Linked DNA regions of Homo sapiens: regions 1 and 2 are each linked to region 3. The links are chromatin loops, found by intact Hi-C in ENCODE. Cell type or tissue: ascending aorta. All regions are shown on one strand.

Evidence for each region. Hi-C counts contacts between places; a loop is a spot of excess contacts. Peaks named below come from ENCODE experiments on the same cell type or tissue, not always from the same donor. Only the 100,000 strongest peaks of a DNase experiment are listed, where the experiment ranks them.
Region 1: it touches region 3 in a loop (7-fold over the local background); 2 of 110 quality-filtered maps call a loop at or near these places.
Region 2: a loop joins it to region 3, with 3 times the contacts of the local background. A loop is called at or near these places in 3 of 110 quality-filtered maps.

Annotation. Positions count from the first base shown.
Region 1 is chr9:90,963,307-90,965,806 of GRCh38, reverse strand. LOC105379829 (a long non-coding RNA gene) reads left to right here and starts at 410. Exons shown (of 4, transcript XR_001746828.2): 1 at 410-543. In ascending aorta, a CTCF peak has its summit at 1,356; DNase peaks (open chromatin) are centred at 280, 497, 1,026 and 1,386; H3K4me3 peaks cover 1,895 bases; H3K27ac peaks cover 2,427 bases.
Region 2 is chr9:91,206,127-91,208,626 of GRCh38, reverse strand. No RefSeq gene overlaps it. Among named protein-coding and RNA genes, the nearest start is that of LINC02937, 44 kb to the right of the region's middle. RefSeq lists an enhancer at 151-210. In ascending aorta, no CTCF peak of the experiment used is centred here; no DNase peak of the experiment used is centred here; H3K4me3 peaks cover 1,015 bases; H3K27ac peaks cover 1,715 bases.
Region 3 is chr9:91,482,203-91,484,702 of GRCh38, reverse strand. It overlaps a transcript of NFIL3 not described here. Among named protein-coding and RNA genes, the nearest start is that of NFIL3, 60 kb to the right of the region's middle. In ascending aorta, no CTCF peak of the experiment used is centred here; DNase peaks (open chromatin) are centred at 642 and 1,152; H3K4me3 peaks cover 766 bases; H3K27ac peaks cover 2,152 bases.

The sequences.
Region 1 (2,500 bases), 520 kb after region 3:
GTGTTTTCTAGATGTGATTAACATTTAAAGCAGAGACTGTGAGTAAAGAAGTTGACCTTCCCTAATGAGGGTGGGCCTTATCCAATCAGTTGAAGGCCTTCCAAGCAAAGACTGAGGTTTCCCAAAGGAGAAGGAATTCCACCTTAAGGATGTAACACAGGAACCCTGCCTGAGTTTTCAGTCTGCCAGCTTTCCCTGCAGAGATCAAGTTTAAGAAGGCAAAATCAACACGCTTACATTTCCAGCCTGCTGGAACCAACTAGGCCCCCTGGCAGGCCCTCCTTCCAGGCTCCACAATCACAGGAACTCATTCCTTAAAAGGAAATCTCTCTCTCTCTAAATACAGACATACACATGCATCCTATCGGTCTGTTTCTCTGGAGAGCCCTCATACAGTAGTTACATCTTTATTCTTAGGAGGCGCCTGCTGAGGAATGCAAGGGTGAGTTGTTTTGACGTCTGTAACTAGCTTCCAACCGGTTCCACGAGAGAAAGCGGGCGGAGGCAGAGAAATCACAACATGCTACGAAGCGCTGGATCCAGGTGACATGTCGCAGTGTTTGTTGTCTTCCAACTTTTCAGCGTGTGAAAACATTTTCACAAGAACGGAGGCATCACTTCCCCACCTGCATCTCTACTTAGGGTCTTGCATGCGGGGAAAGGGGCCAGCACAGTCCGTGGGTCTCCCAGGCAGTCCGTAGGTCCCGTCCTGAGCACCGCAGCATCAAGAACAGGCTGGGGTGAAAAGGAAAGTAGCGTTCTAGGAAAGCCCCAGGCCTGCTGGTGCTGAGGATGCAACCGGTGGGGTTCTTTTCTCCCAGGCACCATGGCCCTGCCAGGAGGACCCCTTGGGGGAGTGTGAGCAGAAAGGGGGCGGGCTGGATTTTGTTGCTCTCCCTTAGACCAAGGTCACACCCAGCTCAAGAAGGTCAGGCTCGGGACCTCTCCCTGTCAATCCAGCCTCCGCCAGCGTTTTCTAAACCTGTCTCTTCTTCCCTTCCCCCGACTGACTCACCCTCCACGCAGCCTACAGAAGGCGGGTTGGGGGGCGGAGGCCGTGGGGACGGGAGACCGGATGTGTCTGGGAAAGGGAGATGAAGGGGTCGTTCCGTCCCCTGGGAGATGATGGCTTGTGCCAGGCTCCTGTCCGCCCAATACTTCCAGCTGCATCTTACGTCTAGTCTTTTCTGGAGGGTCCGAACACCAATCTTTTCATCTCTTCCTGCAGAGCTAGCTCACTAGGGAGACAACTGTGTAATTAGAAGCAGGCGCACAAAACAGGAAGGGAGAGCCTAAGTTTGAAGAGCAATCTTTGCTGAGTGTGTGCATGAGGGTGTGAAAGTGGCCGACTGTTTACACACCACCAGGGGCAGTGGCGTGTGAAGGAGGTGGCTCCTGGTGACGGCCTCAGTCTGGGAGCTAGGCGGTAAGCTGACAGCGGCGGTGTGTTGCCACCCTTGGGCAGCGGCTCTCTAAAGCCTGCAGTTCTGCCATGAGAGCCTTAAGCACACCACTTCCCCTTCCTGAGCCTCAGTTTCCTTATCTGTAATGTGGTAATTACACTTTTGCCTATCCTAGGATTATTATGAGTCATGATTTTGAAGCCCTCAGTAGAAAACCCGCCCCACTCCTAAGCACCCAGTCAGTGTTATCTGGGTTGTTTTTTAAAGAACAAAACATTTTGTGTCTGGAGAATTGTTACTCTTAAGATAAATAAAGATGGAATTGGGCTCTGCCAAGAACAGCAATATGCATTTTTAGATACTTGTGAAAATTAGACAAGCAAGGTTTAAGTAAAATACGGAGATTTCGTTTAACAAAATACCAATTTCTAAATGACAAAAAAAATGAGATGGAACTCTGGTCATGAATTTGCTAACCAGAGTCTACAGATTGTAGCCATTGTAGCCAATATGGAAAACCTTTATTGCTTTTTTTTTTTTTTCTGCAATGACTACGTTGGACAAAGCAGTTGTCTCTGAGTGTGAATGTAGCTGAGAGAAATGATAAGACATCAAACTTTTGTCTGCAACTGCTCCTAGTTATAGATTTTTTTTTTTTTTTTTTTTTTTTTTTTGCTATTTCCTTTATTTGCTATTTGGCTGCTTGGACCAGCTAGAATTGGAAAATTGGTGTCTTTCTTCAAAGAAATTCAGTTCCCTCTCGGTTACCATACTTATGTGGTTCCTCCTCTTCTGTGCTCATTCTGGTGATTCATGAAAATAGGTAAAAGAGATGTGTTAATATTTATAGGTATATGAAAACCTGAATAGCTGTGATCAACTGAAATGAGTGCGATGGTTTCCTAAATGGAATTGGAGAAACACCCTCAGTGGCCTCTTTGAAAGAACCTTAAAAAGACACAGATACCCCAGCTTTCCCTACAGAGGCACTATTGGGAAGGGGCAAGCCCAGTATACTGGTTTGTTTTCAAACTGCTAATAAAGACATATTCAAGACTGGGTAATGTATAAAGAAAAAGAGATTTAATGGATCCACA
Region 2 (2,500 bases), 280 kb after region 3:
ATGGAGCGGCCCACCTGCTCCCCACCTCAGGAGATACTGGAGGACTCTAGCCCTGCGGTGGCTGTGGTCAGGCCAAGGGCAGGCCAGGCTTCCTTCCTAGGCTTCAGTTCATTCCCCCATCTTGCTGCCAAGGTACCTTTAGATGTTTTGGTCCCCTAAAGCATTTAAACAGACTGTCGTGTAAAATGCTGTCTGAACAAAGTCTCCCATGAACCCACGGCACAGTGTGTACCTGAACCTCCCAAGAGAAATAGTAAAATCACCACATCATCAAGTTGCAGCTCAGGGACTACGTAGCTTTAGTGGTGATGTTTGCAGGAAAAGGTTTCAGAGAAATTTGAAAATTGGCAGGTGCACTTTCTTGACCTTTCCAAAAATAGTCTGAGTCACTTTCACTTTCAGCCTTCAAACTGTGTTGAATGAAACCTTTGTGCAGTTTACAGAAAGTGAAGAACTGTTTGGCAAGAGAGAGAAGTTCGAGCTCCTAATAGCCTCGGCTGCATTGAGTAACATTTCTTTTGAGTTGTCTATTAACACTTTCCTGAAACATGCTTTTTATGACGCCTAGAACTTGTGTAAGAGTGACTGTAATTTGAGTTATTTAAAAATGTAAGTACAAGAAATGTGTCACACGCCATAAGAGCTAGGAAATGACAGCTCACATTCATCTTGGTGGAAGGAAACTCTAATTATTGGAAGATGTGATTGGAGTATTTGTTCTTAATACCTACGGTGGCTCTGTTATATGCTTGCCTAACACCAGTATTGGCTTGCAAATAACACTGAAAAGCTCCTTTCTTTTCCTCTGGTCTTTGTGGGAAGGCATGGTATGAGTCGAGATTGCTAAACCACTCTTCTGAGAGGACTCAGAGAGAGTGTTTATCCTAGACTATCCATGGCCCTGGTACTTCTGAGTTCAGTTGTGGTGTGATCTCATTAGTCCAGGCTCAGAATGGCTCGGTAACCTCAAAACTCCAAGCCCTCGGTGCTTGCTTTGCTTCCCTAGACTTGCAGCTTATGTACGCCCACATGTGCTTCATGCGTATTAAAAATGCTTGCATGTGTAGATAGGAAGATATATGTTGACTGTCCTGAAAAACTTGACATACCTAACATTTAAAATTGTTTTGAGTTTCCCCCGGGGATAAACTAGTCTTCAAATGTAAACGTGATGAGCAGCGTAGGGGCTATGGTACCAGAGAAAAGAGCCGAATCTCGGCCCTGGTCCAGCCCTACCTCTCGTGCTCTGTCACCTGCAGCAGAGGTGGAGTGGGGGCCATGTCTGTGAGCGGGACCTCATCTTGTCTATTCCTCAGACCCACCCAAGGGCAGGGATTCCCAAAACTGCTGGTACCTGTAAGAGGTATTGTATTCTTGGACTCCATTCCATAACCTCTCATCAGGATTCTGGGTTTGGAACTCTAGAATCAATGTTGAGGAAAAATAGAACTTGGCGATTTTATTTTTCTAGATATAATTCACATACCATAAAAGCCACTCTTTAAATTGTACAATTCAGTGGTTTTTTAGTATATTCAGAGTTGTACAGCCATGACCACTAGCTAATTCAGAATATTTTCATTGCCTCCCAACAAGCCTAGTACTCATGAGTAGTCACTCCCTTGCCCATTCCCTCCACCCCCAAGCCCCTGGCAACCACTAATCTACTTTCTGTCTCTATGGATTTGCCTATTTGAGACATTCATATGAATGGAATTATATAATATGTAGACTTTTGTATCTGTTTTTTTTTCATTTAGCATAAAAATTTTCAAGATTTGTCCACAGTGTAGTGTGTCTCAGTACTTCTTTCCTTTTTATCACTGAAAATACTTCATTGTATGTATATGTCATATTTTGTTATCTACTCATCAATTGATGAATACTTGTATTGTTTCCACTTTGGCTGTTACAAATAATGCTGTTATGAACATGTGTGTACAAGTATTTGTGTGGGTACATGTTATTTCTCTTGGGCATACCTACAGATGGAATTACTGGATCATATGACAACTTTATGTTTAACTTTTTGAAAAACTACAAAACCAACAAGCTGTACCATTTTGTAATCCCACCAGCAATGAATAGGGTTCTAATTTTTCCACATCTTCATCAATATTTGTTATTGATCTTTTTGATTATAGCCAATCTAGTGAGTGTGAACTGGTATCTTATTGTAATTGTGATTTTGATTTGCAATTCCCTAATGATGTTGAACAGATGTTCATATAATTGTTGGCCATTTATATAGTCTTTAGAGATATATCTGTTTTGCCCATTTCTAACTGAGCAAAACAGACAAAAATTGAGTTGTGAATGTTCTTTATGTATACTGTATACAAGCCCCTTAACAGATATATGATTTGCAAATCTTTTCTGTTCTGTAGGTTGTTTCTCCATGTTCTTGTTGGTATGCTTGGAAGCATAAAAGTTTTTATTCTGGTGGAGTCCAGTTTATTGTTTCCTTTATTGCTTGTACTTTTGGTGTCGTATCTAAGAA
Region 3 (2,500 bases):
CACTTGGGAGTGAAGCAGGCGCTGTAGACCATCGCCCGGGAATGCCTACGTCTCACCAGCACCACGTGCCTTACATATCACGCACATCCAGGATGCCCATACACCCTCAGCATGGTGGGGAACACGGGAGGCAGCAGGGTAGAGGAAAACAGGGGGCCCTAAACAGGGCTAAGTTCCAGCTTACCACTCATAAAAATAGTGGTACTTTTGGCCAGCTGGGTTGTTATGAAAAGTAGAAATAATAAATGTGAACAACCTATCGTGATGCCAGCAGCAGAGGATAGCCCCGTGCACATGTAGAATCTCACGAATGTGATTCAAGTCAGGCATCTTAAAACCCTTTTCAATGATACTTTCTTATAAGGGAGCAGGCAACGTGTTTCACTAGGGAATAAAAAAGAAGGGCCCTTGATACCTCTGGAAAATCTCAGTGCTGAGTGCTTCATCTGCGGTAACTCATTCATGAGTGGTCATTATCCTCATTTTCAGTTGGGAAAACTGAGGCCTAGAGAAGTGTCCTGAATCCCAACGTCTGTAGCGGGACATGAACTCACGAACCTCCTGCAGTGTGTTTCCAGAGCCTGCCAAGTCACTCTGCTGTACCACCTGGCATGTGACGTGCCAGACTGAACAGCAAGGCAACTGGAATGAAAGTCCCTCCTGTCATTCATTCAAATCCAGTGAGTCCCTCCTTGTAAGCATTGAATGAGGTGAGAAGCGGGAGGTTGGTGAGAAGGGCAGCTGCTTCCTGCTCCACACAGTCCAGGAAAAGTGGCTGACCGGCCACGCAGCTCACATAAAGAGAATGGGGGCATTTTTATGTTAGGATAGTTTTAGCCACGCAGTTCACATAAAGAGAATGGGGGCATTTTTATGTTAGGATGGTTTTAGGATCTTTCAGAGGCCACTTCTTGTTTGCTCCCTGGCTGAAGGAGCCGAAGAGCTGCTCATTCTTGCTCTTGCGGGGGGGTGGGGGGTGGGTTGGGGGGAATCTCATTTCAAGGTCAGAGACTGAAGGAGTTGCCTCTTTGGATCTGCACTAGAGTGCCAAATGCCCAGGCTTAGGAATTATTTTTAGTTGGGAACGTCACCCCAGAATGTTGTGATTCCAGAGATCGCCACCCAGGCAACCCTCATGCAGATGGCTGAGTAATGCAGCAGCCAGCACCAGGGCTCCAAGGAGGGGCAGGAAAGAGAGAGAAGCCAGTTCCTCGTGTCCTCATTTCAACTGACTGTGTGTTCCTGGTACCCTGACTTTTCCTGGTTCCTGCAACTCCAGACTCCTGCTGGGGACAGAAGAAATGTGGGTATTTCCCGGTCCTCTTGTCCTCTCCAGGCTTTCTGATTTTGAGCAGGGTGAGTACTATGCTAGTTTCCCAGATTCTATTTTCATCCTGCTGGTGCTGGATCCAACTCTGGACATTACAGCATATCCCAGCAAAGCTGTCACAGGCTGGCCAGGAAACATAGGACGGGAGGGACAGAAGGAGGGGGTGAGAAGGGAAGACTGCAGCTTCCTAGCTTCTCCACCCACAGCCAATGGAAAGGGCTCTGAAGGTGACTTATATGGCCTTTGGAACCCACCACCAGGGAGAGAACTCAACAGGTGCAGACTGTTGAGCAGACTGTTGAGGGAGATGATAAGGGAAGAGACCAGGAACTGGAAGTTGGGCAACAAGTCTTCTAGCCAGGGATGTTGTGGAAGCCCATGCTTCATAACCTTATGTGGATAGGCAGTCGATGGTCTTATCTGCATAGACCCATACTCTGCTGCTGACATGTGCGCCTTTCGGGTGATGACGCAGTCCTTTCTGCCCCATTACCTATATACATGTGCAGAAGTTCTTCACCATACTCTAGAGTCCAACTTATTTGTCTCTTTTTAAAACGTTCAGTTAGGAGGCTGGGCATGGTGGCTCACACCTGTAATCCCAGCACTTTGGAGGCTGAGATGGGCAGATCACCTGAGGTCACAGAGTTCAAGACTAGCCTGAACAACATGGCAAAATCTCGTCTGCACTAAAAATACAAAAATTAGTCGGGCGTGTTGGTGGGGGCGCCTGTAATCCCAGCTACTAGGGAGGCTGAGGCAAGAGAATCACTTGAACCCGGGAGGCAGAGATTATAGTGAGCCAAGATCGCACTACTGCACTCCAGCCTGGGCGACAAGAGCAAAACTCTGTCCCAAAAAAAAATTTTTTTTGGTTAGACAGTAATCTATACTCCTAGTAAAATCACCATCATCATCATCATCATCATCATCATCATCACCCAGCCCTGGCTTCTTTATATTAAACTACTGCCTCCCAAAGATAAAGGCCAGATGTACTCTTTGCCATAACTTTCACCACATTCATATAACCAGAGGCAAACACTGTTTTTGATAATATTTTATAAAACCATTTCCTGTTTTATAAAACTGGATTCATGCTGTGTACATTTCTGTGAAGATTGCCTTTCACACTTCTTGTAGTTTTTTGCCAGGCCAAAAAGTGTTGCA